Linked DNA regions of Homo sapiens: region 2 is linked to region 1. The links are chromatin contacts, found by Hi-C or POLR2A ChIA-PET in ENCODE. All regions are on one chromosome and are shown on one strand. The core of a region is the stretch at or near the end of the contact, and the rest is flanking DNA. Distances in the headings are between cores, read along the strand shown.

Region 1 (3,548 bases), core at 505-3,004:
GTTTTTTTTTCTTATTTATACGCTGAAGTGTTATATATGTGATAAACAAGAAGACAAAATGACAGAAAGGAATTAAAGTCAATATAATCACCCCTGTTAAGCCATTATGTGTTTCCATTAGAGCTTTTCACACTAGCTCCATAGTCTAAGTTATTTCACTTCTCTGAGACCTGGCTCTTCCCTTGAAAATATATGATTAATAGTCCCCATCTTAAACAGTTGACCTGAGGAGTAAATGAGAATATACATATAAAAGGTTCCATGAGGACACAGCAGTAAGTTTGCCATTTGCAAGTTTTTAGAACATAGCAGACTTCTAACAGAAACAATGTTATCCTCTGTCTTACTAAGTTTTATAGTATGATTTTCCATTGCCTGAAATCTCTAATTCTGTAAACCATCCGAACTATATTTAAGTAAAGTAGTTCACTTGTGCATTTTGATAGAGTTTGATGTTTGCTTCTTCTATTTTGAGGAGGAACATGCCACCCACTCTTGGATGAAGTGGTGATTTAACTATAACTATAATACAGATATCTGACTCAACAACTGGCTGGAGTTCTGAAAGTAAAACCATGCAAATCAAGGAGATGGTAGCCAGCCTTAAATTCTCTATTGCCTCATAGTAAATTTATCTATAACATCCTTTGGAATGCTCAGATCGCTTCTAGTTATATCAAGATCATCAGTAAGTCTGCTCAAGAAAAGCCAACCTCCTCTTTCTTGGTCAAAAGGTGGGTTTAAACTTTTTAAATTTCGGTATCTAAAGGCAATTTTTAAAAAAGTTTTCAATGTTTTTGAAAGATTGAACTTTCCAGATTTAAATATTTTTTCATACTCTTAACCAAGTTGTAAAGTTCTGAGCCTGTGGAGGGGTTGGGGGTTGAAGGATAGAGTTTTCATATACCCATATGAAATGCACATACATAATCACATGCCACAAACCACAATCACTGTTAGAACTGTACAGTGTGACCTTGATAGGTACGGGCCCTGCTGGCACAGGACTTACAGATTGGTGGGGCAGAAAAATATTAAAAACTACACAAATGGCCAGATGGATACAAATATGATAAGAGCCATGAAGGAAAACATTTAGTTGAAAGCACTGCAATACAAGTGAGTCCAATATATGTCAAGTACAACACAAAGCATCTTCTTTGCATGGGTTTTACTACTTTCTAGCACATTCTTGCAGTGTTCTTAGGTAGGCAGCAATGCTGTAAGACACAGTGAGGTGAAAATTAGGAGAAAGTAGTGACAGAATATTTTTCCTCTTAATGTAAATTGTGAAGGAAAAAAATTCCTCTACAAAAATTCCCGTAGTCTAAACTCCACATTTTCAAAAGTCCTTAGAGCCATGGCAAGTTTCCATGGAGCACAGATTGAACTCTCTCATGTAGAAGAATAACCTACTTGTTTTCAGGAGAAAGGCGGGAAAAGTGCCTGAAACCACACCCACTAATGACATCAACAATTTCCAGAAGGAAGGCTCGCCCATAAAAAGGGTGCCAGCTTGGCTGGACAGAGAAAGCATGATGGTGGCCCCACCCATGATGTCAGCCCTGGGCCCTGACCGTACAGAACCTTCACACTGGGTTTCTTAAGGACCAGTTGCCATCTTGTCTCCTCCCTCCCCACAGCCCAAACTCAAATGCTAACTTTGACCTTCCTTCCTGCCCCTGCTGTGTCAGTTGGCATGTCTCAGGACTGTAGCAAAAGAAAGCTGGATTTTTTCCAGGAATAGCTTCAGTCTTGCTCAGATGAAAGGCAGGATGCCAGGGCGAGGTGATTTTGTTATTAATCAACCTTGATTTGCAGAAGATGACACAGATGCCAGGTCTGTGCTTTAAGTATCCTTTCAGCAGTGCTGAAAGTCAAATATTATTCAGCTAGGTTCTAAGCAGGCAGTTTAAATCATGCTAAAGGCTGTGCCATTTCAGTGCTAGAAACAGGAACTGAAAACGAATAATGTGCTATTGGGAAACTGCGGTGAACTCTGTCATTTTGAACCCTGAGCACCTGTTTGTACTTGTAAAGCTGAGAGTTCATGTCGAGGGAACATGGAGCTATTGGAATATGGCAGGACTGAATCTGTCCAACTTGACTTCAAGGGCATTTAAGTGAAAATTTGCTTTAAACAGTCAATGCTGAGGAGAGAAGAGACTCTGGAAATCTATAATCTAATCCTTGGGGAGCATTTCTAGTTTAATAAGTGGTAGAACACATTGCCCATCTTAGACAATCACCCATAAAAAATGTCCTGACCAAAATCCTGCTAGGCTATGCAAGTACTCCTAGTACTGAATGTCGGCTCAGTGAGTGCACACTTTGACTTTATTAATGGTGAACCATTTATCTGGACCCATGATAAGAGTCAAGTCTACCCTTTCATAAATTGATTTTGTTTTGTTTTCTAATGAAAAGTTTTAAACAATCTATATAAATGGCATATTGTCTAAATTGTAAAGTGTCGAGATGACATTTCATTTGTTTTTTGTTCTATTGAGAAATGGAAAGGTTAAGGGCTTCGGTGTCAAATGGATCAAAATTCAGACTCCAGTTTAGATACTTATGAGCTGTGCAATTCTGAGCAGTTTGCCTAACCTCTTAAAACTTCAGTTTTCAGCCGGGAGCGGTGGCTCATGCCTGTAATCCTAGCACTTTGGGAGGCCGAGGCAGGTGGATCATGAGGTCAAGAGATTGAGACCATCCTGGCCAACATGGTGAAACCCCGTCTCTACTAAACATACAAAAATTAGCTGGGCGTGGTGGCAGGCGCCTGTAGTCCCAGCTACTTGGGAGGCTGAGGCAGGAGAATCACTTGAACCAGGGAGGCAGAGGTTGCAGTGGGCCGAGATTGTGCCACTGCACTCCAGCCTGGTGACAGAGTGAGACTCCGTCTCAAAAACAAAACAAAACAAAACAAAAACTTCAGTTTTCCTCATTTGTAAAATGGAATCATTATAACAATACCTTGCACGAGCTAAAAACTTTCCTGTCACATATGCTAGAGGCCTAGCCCAGAGTATCTAAGTGCTCCATAAATGGTGGAGAGCTGCCGAAGTAGTGGGAATGGAAGTAGCAAGAATGTTATGAACAGTATTTGTCTTTCTGAAAGAGACTGCTCTTGACAAAAAGAATCATATCATACACTTCAGTGGAATTTCTCAGCATTTCTAGCATGGGGTGCAGGCAACAATCAGTGCTAGCTGAAATGTACTGACATGAATGAGTTGGGCATCAGTACATTTTCCCAGCTAGGATAATGGAGCAGGGAGGCAAGGTCACCAACTATTTTCTAGAGAGAGACATGTTAACACACACAGAGTGCTTCACTAGAAACATAGAAATAAGAACTTCCTCTGTCACAAAGGGTGTGAGATACTTGAGGGTGAAGAGGGGAGCAGTGGGGGGTAGAAGGTGGGGAAGGAAATGATGCAGAACCATTACAACATGGGCCAAATAACAAGTGAGAGGGAACGAAAAGAAGGGAACTCATGCTTGCTGAGCATGATATGTCAGCACTTGACACAAAATCCTTACTC
Region 2 (3,683 bases), core at 545-3,044, 1.5 Mb before region 1:
GAGTCTGCATTCTTTTTTATAATCAAACACCCCTAAGAGCAATCATAAATATCATATGTGAGGATGAATAATGATGATTTCTATATCTTATCCAGATTGTGCTTAGGATTTGTGCCTGTTGCCTTCTACCATGAATAGCCCAAGCAGACTTTGAAAAAGCTATGCCTCTGTTATATGACAGATCTGTGAGAATGGCAAGCTTGTTTCACTAGGAGACAGACACGACCCTCTGCTTTAAAACAGAGGGAAATTAATAAATGATAATGCTCATAAGTTTAACAGTAACTCACATCTCTCATATTATGTTGTTCACTGAGCTCTCATCAGAAAAAGTTGTTTTATTTTATTCCAATGAACCATCAGGCAGTGTTTCAAATTACCAGTAAATGAAAAGATTCTGTACTAGATTTTGTCAGATCATTTGTTTAGGTTAAAATTTGCATATCAGTCAGCTGAGTAATATTTTTCTTCCTTTATTCCTAACAGAAAGAAAAATAAAACCCAAATCCATTTCTAGAAAAAAAAAGTTATGTTAGTCAAATACACTTATTTATTAACTGATGGTTTGTAGAGAAAGTCTGAATGCAACTAAAAGCTTTCTTTAACACTTACATGGCCACTTAAGCTAGTTCTCGGTAATTCAAAATATACAAATCAACAATAATATTTGGGGCCGGGTGCAGTGGCTCACGCCTGTAATCTCAGCACTTTGGGAGGCCGAGGCGGGTGGATCACTTGAGGTCAAGAGTTCAAGACCAGCCTGGCAACATGGCAAAATCCTGTCTCTACTAAAAATACAAAAAATTAGCCTGACATGGAACCCAGAAGGTGGAGGTTGCCGCAAGCTGAGATCGCGCCACTGCACCACTCCAGCCTGGGCAACAGCAAGACTCTGTCTCAAAAGAAAAAAACAAAAAAACAGTAATAGGCTGGATGTGGTGGCTCACGCCTGTAATCCCAGCACTTTGGGAGGCCGAGGCAGGTGGATCATGAGGTCAGGTGATCAAGGCCAGTCTGGCCAACATAGTGAAATTAACAATTTTCTACACCGGGACAATTATTTAAAGATGAGCCTAAAGCAAAAGTTAAGGTGTTGCTGCTCTGGCCTCTGCATAGTGCATGATCCATCAGACTTTGCCCAGCTGCTCTGATAGTCTTTAACTCTGCATTGTATCTGTGAAAATTGCTGTGGCAGAAATAGGCTGGAATGTTTACCTAATGCTCTTCCACTAAATACCCAAAGGATTCTGGAATGTGCTACAAGCAGCATAGCTCCTACTTTTTTCTCCTTCTGAAAACAGTACTAAACAGGGGCCGACCTCAGGGTGGTGGGAGTGGGTGACACCTCTTTTGAAGTTTTCATACTAATGGTCTCTTTGTTACAGATTTTTGAAAACACAGATCATTGGTAGTGTTTACCAAAATCAACTTTTTAAAAAATGTAATTATTACCCACCATGCCAAAGAAAAGTATGTAATCATTTCTGCCTATGACTTCACATGAGTTTACATGAAAATAGTGTGCTTTTACTACTTTTCACATTGGGTAAACAAAAGTTTTGATACCAAAGTCGATGAGGGCCTAAGAGTTAATAATGACAATATTTGTTCCCAAGCTATGACTAATTGAATGTGTGAACATGTGAGTGCAAGAGGATTTTGGCATAAAAAACCGGCTGATGGTGTGATTTCAGGGTGAGAGTATGGACAATTTCAACTGGGGAGTGCGCAGACGTTCTCTGGACAGCCTGGATAAGTGTGATATGCAGATTCTGGAGGAGCGCCAACTGTCAGGAAGCACTCCTAGCCTGAATAAAATGCACCATGAGGACTCCGATGAATCATCCGAGGAGGAGGACCTCACAGCCAGCCAGATCCTGGAGCACTCAGACCTAGTAAGTAGCGGCTCTCCCACTCTAAGAATTGGGAGGCTTATTTTTTGTAACTAATGCAGGAGGACAGTTTCCAGTTGCAGCTAAGGAAACTTTCCACAGCTGCTGAACTAAAATCGGAACTGTCAGGTGGTGTCATACGGGTTCTAGCTGGCAGAGTCTTCTCTGTAGGTTGCAGATGGAAACAAAGACTGGGGTCCATGTGATTCACCCTGAAAGCCACCAGATCTGTTAAGGCCTAGATTTTTCCCAAATACCTTTTATGATTCTGGAATCTTTTTAAAAATTCCCCAGATCTCTAAAGTGTGGAGATATGACAGACATTTTGATGTGATTTTCTGAAAATACCTGGATTACTAGCTGCTATGTTTAAGGCCCAATAATGGTGAAATGTGGAAGTTAAAAAATTAAGACGTATTAACCAACAACTAGAGAATAAATGGAGCTTTTAAAGAATGGGAACTTCATACTATGTTTAATTTCCTTTGCTTTTTAAACAGATCATGACTCTCTCCCCCTCTGAAGAGACGAATCCCATGGAGCTGCTCACCACAGCCTGTGACTCGACCCCTGCAGAACCTCATTCCTTTAACACCAGAATGTCCAGCTTTGATGCTTCCTTGCCTGATATGAATAATCTGCAGATTTCTGAGGGTTCAAAGGTGAAGAGATTTTAACAATGATGATTTGTACTTCCCTTAAAACCCTTAAAAAAAAACACTTCCAATTTTCTGAGAATTCTTAAGGGGTCTCAAGTAGAAAGACTATCTTTATCTTTTTCTTTCTCTCTTTTTTAAAATAATAGAAGTTTGTGCACCTGAGCCTATGTTTTGAAGTTGTTTTACCCCCACAAACTTGAGCAGCCATCTTCTTGGCTGAAAGACTTGATTTGAGGTCTTTTTAAAATGAGACATTTTGCATGAACACTGCTGGTGGATGGCAAAACCAGTGGTGTATGTCTGAGATGGCTGTGACTGGGAAACTGCTGATCTTTGTCATGAATTTTATAAAACAATATGCTAAGTGAGGTGTGGGTGTATGCACATATTTGGGGAATTTTTTCCTTTGTAGGAAACAATTATACAATTTGTACATTGATTCAGTGCTTGCCTTTTGGCATACTATCAGAATTTTTAATGTCAATCACAGTCTTATGCCAGATTCGCACAAAACTCTTCTTGCCAGAGTCTGTGAGGAGAAAAGTAACTAATGGATGTAATTTTCTTAATTAGAAAAAATCTAACAGTGTATATTTCATTTAAAGTTTATTTTATTAAAATGTCCTGAAAACCATCCACTTGCATGCTATGCCCACATCTATGCCCATCAGTATAGAATTGTATTTCCTTATAGTAGAAATACCAAAATAATCTATTACCATTAAGATAGAGTCAAGCACTGTCTATCATGAGTTTGGTTATGGTTGTGCAAGTTCAAAAGAAAAAATAAAATCGAAAAAATTTCATAAAAGTATATTCCTTCTGACATTTCTAATGGAAAAATATAATATTGGCTATTCTATATTCTCTGATAGCATAGTAAAAATAGATCAGAAATCTAGGAAAATCTATGTGCTTTAAACCAAGGGCAATCACCAAATTACAATTACCTAAAAATATTGAAGCTTAAATAGTAATTATTTCTAAGATTGCCTCATTGCAAAGGTACTACAATCAGGATTCTTGGAATTAGCAGAGTTCTTTTTTAGCCAAAAGAAAAAAACAAAAAACAAAAAGCCCAGAAAGAAAAGTTGTCTAAGTTAAAATTCTAAGATTATGAAATTAAATTTCA

The links. Hi-C counts contacts between places; a loop is a spot of excess contacts on that map. ChIA-PET counts read pairs that join two places held with the same protein, here RNA polymerase II (POLR2A). Pooled maps may share reads with other maps.
Region 2: a map of CD4-positive, alpha-beta T cell shows a loop between it and region 1 (4-fold over the local background). The contact joins two enhancer-like sites. A Hi-C loop is called at or near these places in 2 of 168 maps with a recorded cell type or tissue (CD4-positive, alpha-beta T cell and naive thymus-derived CD4-positive, alpha-beta T cell) and 7 of 50 pooled maps. POLR2A ChIA-PET finds 5 or more read pairs at or near these places in 1 of 52 experiments (A673).

The regions. Positions count from the first base shown.
Region 1 is chr13:33,726,942-33,730,489 of GRCh38, forward strand. No RefSeq gene overlaps it. Among named protein-coding and RNA genes, the nearest start is that of RFC3, 89 kb to the right of the region's middle. Within about 2 kb of position 1,755, at least 10 of the 41 ENCODE cell types and tissues checked have a DNase peak (open chromatin) inside an H3K27ac peak, as active enhancers do.
Region 2 is chr13:32,259,922-32,263,604 of GRCh38, forward strand. FRY (FRY microtubule binding protein) reads left to right here. Exons shown (of 61, transcript NM_023037.3): 52 at 1,695-1,895; 53 at 2,393-2,554. Among named protein-coding and RNA genes, the nearest start is that of ZAR1L, 54 kb to the right of the region's middle. Within about 2 kb of position 1,795, at least 17 of the 41 ENCODE cell types and tissues checked have a DNase peak (open chromatin) inside an H3K27ac peak, as active enhancers do.